Linked DNA regions of Homo sapiens: region 2 is linked to region 1. Evidence: chromatin loops called from intact Hi-C (ENCODE). Cell type or tissue: dorsolateral prefrontal cortex. All regions are shown on one strand. Links, peaks and the distances in the headings refer to the core of each region. The heading gives the core; the rest is flanking DNA. Region 1 overlaps NTM (neurotrimin). Region 2 overlaps OPCML (opioid binding protein/cell adhesion molecule like).

Region 1 (5,376 bases), core at 84-5,083:
GAACTATTTTTGGAGGAACATGCTCTTTCCCAGGCCACACACGAGTTCTAGTTCCCACGTTTTCCTCCTGAAGTTGTTCTCATAGTCCAAATTACCAAGCACAGGAGAAAACAACTGATCATGAGGAAAAATCACAAACCACACCTTCTTAGGCTCCTGTGGATGGCAAGTAATTAAATAACGCAAGAGGGACTATGCAGGAATTCATGTGGAAATACGTAAGAATCAAATACATAAATTAAAGGACATTGAAAAGTACATTCCTAGTATATAGAGTTTTGAAAATAAAAAATCAAGTCAGGAAAATTTCAAAATCTCAAGGAATGGTTAAACATTGTCAGAAAAAATAAAATTACTGAATTGGAAGATAAATCCCGGAAAGTCACCCAGAAATACAGAAATGGGGACTATGGAATAGCAGTTAAGAGTGAGAAGACCCAACGCATGCCTAACAGGAGCTTCAGAAAGAGGGCTGAGAAGTGATACTTGAGGAGATAATGGAGGGCCAACAATTTTCCAAGGTTACCAAAGGTCCTGGGCATGGAAAATAATCAGCCAATATGTAAAACAATCAGACAGTACTCTGGATGAAGCTGCAACGGTAGATCAAGTAAGGCTTTCAAAATTGCCCCACACTTATGGCACAGGCCGCAGCCCTCAGTGGTCTCCAAGAGGCTCTGAGAGACCCATCCGACTGGCTGCAGACTGATGTGTCCACATTTTCCAGTTCATTCTAAAATTGTAATGACTGTAATCTCTGTGCTTATTATATTCACATCCATCTTACCTTGTGTCCTTATCTTGAAAGGAAATCTGAGAAATTAATAAGCAAAGAGCCTGACAATTACATGGCAATTCCACCGTGCCCCCAGCCGGCTTCGTCTAAAAACTGCCACTCTCTCCTTGCTGTGAACAGATCATCTCTGTCGCTTTTCTCCATATACTCAGGGCTATTCCACTAACGAAACGGGTTCTTGTCTTCAGTGCCAGGGGCAAGGTGACATTCCTTAAGATTTATTATTATTGTTTTCCATAACCCGAGGAATGTCAGTCCTTTAAAAGCCTCTGCACCATGTTGATTTTCTAAGTTAACTCTGACTTAGCATAGATTTATTGGCAAGGGTTGTGGTTTGCCTTGTGTGTGTGTGTGTGTGTGTGTGTGCATGCGTGGGTGTGCCTGTTTGAGACACAAAGGTGAAACAAGAGATAAAACCAACATTTATTTGGCTTTAACATGGGCCATTGCCTCAGCTAATTGCTATTATTTATGCCAATTCTTTCCCTTCTCATAGCAGTCACATTAGGAGAGCAGTATCATCCACATTTATCACATGAGAATCAGGCTCAGAGAGGTTAGGTACAGTGGAGGGTCACTTAGCTACAGGGTGTACGAAAGAAAAGGACTAATAGAGAAAGAATGACTCTCTGGAAAGAGTCCAGAATCCATATGGAAAATGGAAACACAATGTTGTGTGGTCTGATCCAGGCTTGTGGGCAGAAGGGAAGGCCCCTACAACTTGATATGTCTTCCTCTTTGGAGCCTAGTAAGTAATGGTGCTGGGTGCTGGTGTAACTCATGTCTCCCAGACAACCTTAACTCAAGCAACTTGAGACTCCCATACAAAAGCATATCATCAAGCCTTGTTTTCCCGGACTTGCACTCAACTCTCCTTCCTGCTGGCCTCCCCGGGTGCGTCCTGTGCTGTGTCATCCTTCCACAGTCATCACGTGACAATGAACACCCAACATCACCCCACACCCCATACTACCAAGGACATTTGTTCTCTCCGAGGCTGTTAGCTCTTTTTGTCCCAAGTACAATTCGCCCTCCTTCCCCTGGGGGCCGGCTCCCTTTGGCTGTGGGTTCTTTCATGTCTGTCACATCAACAACACTTTCTGTTGAGAGGCTAGTTGTTTGCAATGATAATTAGACATGCACCTTTCTGCACCACACGTCCAGTTTTTCTCATGCACTCCAGCCCTGTCCTTTGAGCGGCACACATACTGCAGCTGCTGTCACTCTTGGGACAGGATCAGAGTCCAGAGCGCAGGAGTGAAGGGACATAGACCTCTGATATATACTAGCTGTGTTTCCTTGGGAAAGTTTGCCTCTCTGAGCCTCTTTCCTCAATGGAATATTGGGATGATAATCCTACCCATGGGGTTGCCTTAAGGATTACGTGGGAAACGTCCATGTAAGACCTCTGTTACAATAAATGCTCAATCTTTCTGGTTCTCCATCCGACCCGCTGCTCCATCCCCTAGTTCTCAAGGTGGGCATGCCGGTGAAGTTGCTCCTAAACATGCTCTATTCACAGATTTGACACTTGTGGAGGAGAAAAACACCCCACTTCAAAGGACAAAGGAGACTGACAAGGTTTGTTGGGTACAGAGGAAAGAGTCTGAGCTATTGGATCAAAACCCGACAACCTCATTTCCTGGAAAATCATGTAACTTCTCTGAATTGCATTTATAAAACCTGAATATGTGCCTCATCGGATCACTCTAAAAATTCAATGAGACAATCTGTATGAAAACATGTGCCGGCATGAAGGTTTGCGTAAAGTCATTCGTTCAGGAAACCTTTCTGAGCTAGCCCAGTCCAGTCTTTGACATCATCTCAGGGGGAGCTGCTAGGTTTAGGACAAGCACAATAAAACCAACACCAAGCCAGAGGTGTGCAGGTGGCATCTGGGTGCCTGGCCAAGACACTAAGGCCACACTCTGAATTCTTATACAAACCCAGTGCCTATCTCGTCACAGAGATTTTTCTTTTCAGGGCGGGGGGGTGGGTACTAAAATCCTCAGCCTGTCCGTGGCCCAGAGCATTTTCAGGTGAGAATGTCCTGGACAACGCATCGTGCGTTTCCCCTGGCAGACAGCTCTCTCCTGCACCCTCCCGGCGGCGGCGGCGCTCCTCCCAGCCCGTCCAACACTGCCCTCTGGTGGCAGCAGGTCGCAATTTCATGGCTCTCCGACTGCCCCTCTGCTGGGGCTCCTCCCTTCCCAGGCCCCATTCCGGCTGCGAGGGCGCTGAGCGAGTCCCAAGGGCAGGCAGTTTCTCTGCGAGTTCCAGATTCCTACATTGTCAGCTGATCTTTCCTCTGCATTCACGCCCCACCCAATCCTGAGTGATCATCAGGCTCACCTGATCCTGTTTAAAAGCCTTTATGCCCTTCCGCAAAGCTCATGGTCTTGGCATAAAACCAAATCTGCTCCTTCAGCGAGAGCTCCTCTGTCCACACGTCCAGTCTCGGCTCTGGAGCCGTCCTTCGGAGGTACTGCCAGCCCGTGGTTCCCAGGCCCAGCTCCCTGTCCTGCCTGAGCTCATTCACTGCACTTCCCGCTTCAGCCTTGCACGCCCTTTCCCGCCACCGAGCAGGTGGCTTAAGCTCTTCAGAACCCAGAGGGATGTCACTTTCTCCATCAGGACTTCTCCGGCAACTCCCCCTACTCTGAGCTGGGTGCAGACCTAAGCCCTGCTTCCCACTCTGTCACAGGCCTTTCCCACCAGACTCAGCTTCTAGACCCAGCAATGGCATTTTGTTTGCATTTTAAAAAATCACCATAGCCCTAAGACAGAATACAGTGCTGCCCGTGGAGACTGAATAAATGTTGAATGAAAATGGTCTGTAGCTTGAGAACTAGAGGAAGAGTAGATGCTGCAAGGGTAACAAGTCATCACTATTACTTACATTCTCACTAATAATAATGGTCCTTATTGAACAATTCTCCTATGCGAGGCACCATTAACTGCTTTAAATGCATGTTCTCATTGAATAGGCCTCTATATGATGTAGTGAGCATCTGCAAATACTGTCTCATTGAGCCTTCACAGCAACCTTGGCAGGGAGGAGAACAAGTGTTAGATCCATGTGACAGAGGAGAAAACGAAAGTCGGGGAGAGGTGGGTGACCAAGCATCCAAGAATAGTGTGAGAGCCCAGATTTTGCAATCTCTCTCCTAGTGACACAAGTCTGCTATACTTCATGTATACTCTTCCACCTCTTCCTGAAAGAGACAGGTCTCCAGAGACGAAGTCAAACACAGGAATGTGCTTCCACCTGCAGACCCAGGCTGTAAAAGCAGCTTCTCCTCTCTCGCTTCCAGTTTCTAATCAATTATGGAGGAAATGACAGTGGAGAGGGGAGGAGAGAGACACTCCATAGTGACTGCAGCTCATTGAAAAGATACCCGAGGCTTTGTCTCTGCAGCCACAATGCCCAGCTGGGAACACCAGGGCATATATACATAGGATTTGGGTGGATGACACTGAGACAAAGGAAAAATGACAAACCAAGTGAATTAAGTGAAGGTGAAATAAACGGTGCTCAGCAACAGATGGGGCTGGTGCTGGGTAATTTTCTCCTGTCACCTCCCCTCAGGTAATAGATAATCCTGCAGCTGCTGGATTTCCTGGGAAGTCAGGCACGGGGCCTGAGTCTCCTTCGTGTTTGGAAGCCATGCCCCCCATTCCTTAACCTGTCTTGATGATAAAAATCTTAAGAGCCAAAACTTTTTGCAAGACTTATCCTGGCGATTTAACTCCGTCCCGGCTAAGGTTGCTATCCGTCAGGCTGTCATGGTGACAGGCAGATTTGTAAATGTTCTGGCTCCAGTGTCAGGTTGAAGGTGACATTTTTCAGCTGGAGATTTTTTTCCTCATCCCTCACAGAGACAGAACAACTAAGAAAGAGGAAAGCAATCCCCTGAATCAGCCTCTGCCCCACTCGCAGTCAGCCTGCCCAGGGTGTTGACTCCTGAGCTCTGGGATTGTTTGTGAATTTCCCCAGCCCACCTCTGCCCTGACCCCCATGCCCAGAACACAGTGATTCCCTGCAAGGCCAAACTCCCAGTCCCAACCCTCCCCACCCATCTGCAGGCCTGCCCAACTTGGCCTTCTAATGACTTGTCTTGGCTGATGGTCCCTGCTCTGCCATTACTACTATAAATACTTACATAGATTAATTAACCACAATGTAAAACCCAGAATCCCAGCTAAATTCATTTAATGACCTGCCGTGCGATTTCTTGGCTGAAGCATCTGACACTAACCCTGAATGCTCAGTGACATTCACCCCTTTGATTCTTTCCTGGAATCACTAGGCAATCGAGTCTCCTTTTTAACCCCTTTTTTGCCTCTGACTTTACTTTCAGGGTCTATAACCCTGAAGGAGTCACACAGAGGTTTGGGTGATTTGGTTTCTTGGGTTCTTGCCTGATTCTCTGCATTTGTGTGACATCCTTTATGAAGCTAGGGAAGGCACTTTCATCCCTGATGCCACATCAAAGCTTAGGTAAGAACAGTTTTATATGGCTGCATTTCTTGGCCCAGATGCCAAAATGGAAACGCTCTCTCTTTCCTCTGTCTACTCT
Region 2 (5,376 bases), core at 275-5,274, 1.2 Mb before region 1:
TGGGCAGGGTAGTTCAGCTCTCCAGGGCGGGGTTTGTCAACTTCTGCGCTGGCATCGGCGAGGGAAGGTGCCAGTGTCAGTTTTCAGTTTGCTGCTTTCCCCAGAACTCCCTCTCCCGCCCTCCCCTCTCCCTCCCCGCTCCCCCCACCCCGCCCCTCTGTAGGGGAAGCCGCTGCGAGGGGCGCCGCGTTCTCTCCGCTGGCGCGGGTGTCGGGACGGAGCGAAGTGGGCGCGGTGCGGGCTCATCCCCGCAGGCATCCCCAGCCCGGTGGGCGCGGCGGAGGTTAAGGTGGGCGCCCGCCCGTCGGGATGAGCGCGCAGTCCGCGCCGCCCGCCAGCCCGCTCGCTCCGAGGCGGCACCGGGAGAAAGTGGCGGTCAGGGATGGAGCTGCTGCCATGACAACCCCGGCGGTCCGGGCCCGCGCGCGTCGGGGCTGCTCCCGGGAGGAAGGCGGCGCGGAGGCCGGGGGCGGCCGCTGAGCGTGGCGTCCGCGCGTCCCCGCGTCTCGTGCCGCGTCCCCGGAGGAGGCGGGGGCCGCCGTCCGCCCAGCTCCCCGTGCGCCCGGAGCCTGCGCCGGGCGGCGCTCCCCCGGCTGGCCGCGAGTCGCCGACCGGGCTGCAGAGGACGGCCACCGACCGGACGACCCTGGCTGCGCCGGCTGCGCGTCCCCGCCTTGGAACTTTTTGCCGCCTTGGGGTTCCAGATGCGAGACCTGGGGCTGGGGGACACGTACATCTGTCCATGTGTGTGATCTAATAAACCATTTCCTCCTCTCCTTGAAGCCGCAGCTTTTTATGACAGCTCCTGTATGTCAGAGACACTTGCCTTCTTCTTTGGGTTATAAACTTTTGATGCCAGAGCTCTGCAGAACGTGCCCAACTGAATCTTAAAGTAGCGTCTCGAAGAGAGAGGCAGAGAAAGCGCAATCTGTGACCTTCATCCCCGCACCTTGCTTCTTCCTCTCCCCTCCTGGCCGCCTCCCTCCTCCCCAGGGGAGCGTCAAGAAAGCTCTTTTTGGATGCAGGAGGGGGCATCTGGTTCTGCTAGGCTGGAAAGCTGAGGCAGGATCTGAGGAAGAATTCTCAGACTCCGGAGAGCCCGGACTCCTCTCTTCTCCTTCCCCCTGCTCCTGGCGAACTCTGCCCCTTCCCTCCTCCCCGCACCGCTTCCCGAGCCCGCTGGTGCGCGGGGCGGGGGACCAGGACTGTGCGGCTGCCGGAGTCCTGGGAAGTTGTGGCTGTCGAGAATGGGGGTCTGTGGGTACCTGTTCCTGCCCTGGAAGTGCCTCGTGGTCGTGTCTCTCAGGCTGCTGTTCCTTGTACCCACAGGAGTGCCCGTGCGCAGCGGAGATGCCACCTTCCCCAAAGCTATGGACAACGTGACGGTCCGGCAGGGGGAGAGCGCCACCCTCAGGTAGGGAGCTGTCCTTCCGCGGGGGCCGAGCCCCTGGGCTGTGGTCGCTGGGGAGAGGAGGGAAGAGGGGGCAGAAGGCTCCATGGGGGACCGGAACGCGAGTGGGCCTTGTGCAGGCCCGAGGGGCGCCCGCTTGCGTGCTGCCGTGCCGACTGCCGTGCCCCTGGACAGGTTTGTCCTGTGCTCCGGCTATGCTGGTCCAGGATCTTATGCGTGAACCTTGAAGTCCACGTGTGGGACTCCATGGTTCTTTGAAGCCACGACAGGCTAGATTCTCTCCTGCTTGGGCACCGTGATGAGAACATGAGTGCATGGGTTTGAAACACTGGGGGGCTAGCCTGAGCCCCTTGGATGGCTGTCACAGGCCAGAAGGTACATGATGAGGCAGGATCGTCCTCAGGACCACCAGGCTAGCCCTTATCAGAGATGCACCTCAAATGTGAGGCTGTGGAATTACCAGTGTCAGCCCACGGCCTGTTATGAGTCTCCTCAAGACCCAGCACTCGTGCCAAACCTGGTGTAGTGCTCCTAGGGTCCCTATTGTAAATTATGACAGCAGTTTTATTTTTGCAGACTGGGTCCAAGGAAAGGAAACATGTAGCTTTTATGCAACAACATCACTTCTGTGTGAAAAGCACAATAGGAGAGCTTTTTGTTTTACCTTAATGAGTTACAGAGAATCACTTGCATGCTCCAGGCAGAGAGGTGGAGAATCTTGGAATATGAACCTTTGGGGACTGGACTTGCTGCAGCAGATACTTTAATAAAAATGCAGCCACCACTTTCCACCAGCTCAGCAGATATCATCTTTTATCCCTTTAATGAGGCAGTTCTGGTCCTAGGAGACAGATTCAGGGACGTCCCAGCTTAACTATGTCTCACAATGTACACAGGGCGAATGCATTTGCCCTGCCTATGACTTTGATGGTTATGGTGACAATAAAACATCCTGACCCAGATTCTGCAGCCAAAATGCCTGGCTTCCCCTAGGACAGTGTGACGGTGGGGGTTCTTCCTGTTCCTCCCTTGGCTTTTCTGGTGGAACCTTTCCTGCATCTAGACAAGCCTCTCCCTGGAGGAGGAAAGACCTGTCTCTGGGACACCAGAATTCTTTTTCTAAGCCCAAGGGTGAAGATTGGATTCTGCCACTTTGGGTGATACTTAGCTGGATCTTCTTTTTAGTTAGAGAACAGGTCCCAGAATCCTGTGTGCTGTTTCTCAGAAGCCCAAAGCAAATGGAGAAAAAAGGAGAATAGAGAGGCCCTTCCTGGAGATGTGAAGGAAAAGTCCTCCTGGCCATGTGGGTACCACTCAGCCTGCCCCAGACTAGAATGTAATATCCCTACTTCATTGCTTCAAAGAAGGTCCCATGAGGAATCAGGGAACATTTCCCAATACGCATTTGCAGTGAGCTAGTTGGCTTAAAGATATAAGCAGCACACGGGTTATAATACATGTTAACCAAGAAAATGTCAGTAAATATTACCAGTGTTCAGGGATGTTGATGCTGCCACACACCTCTTTACCATCTAATGTGCCACTGGGGGCAAAGAGGTCTAGCATTGAATAGGATCTCAGTCGTGAATTTTCCAGAATCCTCTGTCCTCTTCCTGTCCCTCAAAATTAAACCAGAAACTTCAAAACTTGAGCTTTCTGCTTTCTGAGATGCAGTAAGACTATTCCACCAGCAGAGGGCCAGCTTCCATCTACCAATTTTTTATTAGCTGTTGGCCTGTTTTCATGATCTTCAATTCTAATGTTGAGCAGCTGGGCTTGGGAATGGGAATGGGAATAAAAAAAGAAAAGCTGAATAGTTGCTTTTTGTTCTTTGCAGAAAAAAAGAACAACTTACATGTTCTAGCATAACTGTTATCTGTTATCTGATTGCATGGCGTAATTTTTTTTTTTTAAGTAAGCACATGTATCATGTTGATTTTGCGTCTCTTCTATACATTTACCCCAGAATAGGGAAATTCAGCACGTTATCTACATTTTAATCTCTTTAAATCCTCATTCTCTTAGCTCATGTCATCTTCTCTTTTATTATTTTCTTCCTTCATTTTTATCAGATGCTCCCATAATGTATACTTTCGTCTATTACTCATTATTTTCTTTCTTTTTTGTCTTTATCACTTAAGTCTTCTTATTCCTTGATTTTTTAAGGTTTTGATTTCACTGCTACCACAGTGTTTCCTAAAAGAAAATAAACATCTTCTGCAAATTTCTGTGTGTCCCCATCTCTCTCCTTTTGTTTTCACTCTTTTGCTGTATTGGTGAAGAGTTCTGTTCCCATCTTAACAAACAACTGATTTGTCAGTACTCTGAGGGAGAGTCCATGTTTTCAGTTTCTAGAAGCCCATGGCTTCAACCCCAGATAAATATACCATGTTTTATTTGGTGGTGTTTTTTGCTGTATAAGCTGTAATTCTTAAGTGTGGTTTCTTACTCTTTTGCCTCCTTAAAGACATTCATTAGGGATTCATTACCTGGGAACTGAGTGTTCCAAGCGCATCACATGTTTAGATTGCACCAAAAAACACTGAATGATACCCATGCCCATCACACGAAAGCTCTTTTAATGTGGTTGTCCTGGGTCAAACTATCTCGAATCTGTTTCTAAATCTTGAATGAAGTCCCATAAGGAGGCCAGAGACCTACTAGGAAAAGCAAAGGAGTCACGAAACCTGGGCCTGCCTTTCACTTTCCCAGTGAAAAACTGCACAGCTCAGAGAAGAGTGATTTTCCTCCTTTGGGATATCAGTTTTGTTGTGACAGGTCTTTGATTGCTCTGAGGGACATTAGGAAGTGCTGTGCCAAAGAAGACACTGAAGCTTTGAACGTGGATGAAACTCGTTTTCTGTAAGTGAGGCAATATTATCCTCCTCATAACTACTTCATAGGGTTACTTGAAAAGCAAAAATAATTATTTGAATATTGAGTTATTTTGCCCTCTTGGAAGAGAGATGATATGGAAAATGAAGGTGCTCTTCACTATGGTTGAATTATAGCTTCCATGAATCTGATTTGAATTCATTATTACAAATGGGCCCTCTTGGCCAGAATCACTTCATTACAATTATCTGCTGTTGGGTTGAAAATGTTCTGTGGCTCTGCATTAGATTAGATATGACAAGAATCCAGAAGTCATGTGTCTGAATCAATGCCCACATCAGGAAAGGAGCCCAGGATGTTCAGTGTGGTCAGCTGGTGTCTATTAAGCCATCTCAGCAGAATGGATGATGGCCAGTTGTGCTTTCTTCACAGGCCTCAATCTCCTCAAAGTTTGCTTGAGTTCTTCTGTGGGTCCACATCATCTGTGTACATGAACATTTTGAGGGGCTGCGGTGAGATGGAGGCAAGGTGGTGGTTGTAACTGTTCCACTCAACGGGAAAAGTTCCCACCAACATACTGGATTTTCTTTCTGGTTTGCTTTTGTTTTGGTGTTTTGTGTTTTTTATTTCAACAGCAGGATAATCAGTTTTGTTGATCCAGGCTTGCTGATCTGGGATTATGCTTAATGGCTCTTTTCTAAAATGTCCCTGCATTTTCATTTGGAGTTCTGAGCTAATCCATTCAAAACCAAGTATTTGAGGTTTAACTACTGCCAAGGAATAATCTGAGCAGTGGGGATTTTGCCAAAGCAACCTGGGCAGTAGAGTTTCCAAAGCTAAAGTTCTGTTGTTTGCCTGGGTGTGTTTCTGTACTTTGCACCTACCTTCAGCTCCTTCTTATGTAAATTAAAAGATTTTGAGTAGCCATTAGACTATTCAAAACAAATGCATTATTTTTCCATTTCAGTGTTTCAGTTGTCCAAGCTGAATAAGAACTGGGTAAATGCAAAGACTTTACTCCTAGTCTGGGAAGACAAAGACATTAAAAGACACTCAAGCAGGGACAGGTCCATAAAGGACCTCTCCAGTGGTGGCACTAACCTGGTTGGAGTTATCTGGGATGCTTTTTA

Evidence for each region. A loop is a pair of places that touch in the nucleus more often than their neighbours do. Peaks named below come from ENCODE experiments on the same cell type or tissue, not always from the same donor. Only the 100,000 strongest peaks of a DNase experiment are listed, where the experiment ranks them.
Region 2: a loop joins it to region 1, with 3 times the contacts of the local background. A loop is called at or near these places in 8 of 110 quality-filtered maps.

Annotation. Positions count from the first base shown.
Region 1 is chr11:131,692,572-131,697,947 of GRCh38, reverse strand. The region is part of intron 1 of NTM (neurotrimin); the gene reads right to left. Among named protein-coding and RNA genes, the nearest start is that of NTM-AS1, 32 kb to the right of the region's middle. In dorsolateral prefrontal cortex, for the core only: a CTCF peak has its summit at 2,939 (motif pointing left); DNase peaks (open chromatin) are centred at 2,957 and 3,297; H3K4me3 peaks cover 826 bases; H3K27ac peaks cover 2,574 bases.
Region 2 is chr11:132,938,964-132,944,339 of GRCh38, reverse strand. OPCML (opioid binding protein/cell adhesion molecule like) reads left to right here. Exons shown (of 8, transcript NM_001012393.5): 2 at 1,330-1,414. Among named protein-coding and RNA genes, the nearest start is that of OPCML-IT1, 420 kb to the left of the region's middle. In dorsolateral prefrontal cortex, for the core only: CTCF peaks have their summits at 1,227, 1,431 and 3,098 (motif pointing right); a DNase peak (open chromatin) is centred at 3,104; H3K4me3 peaks cover 2,419 bases; H3K27ac peaks cover 3,206 bases.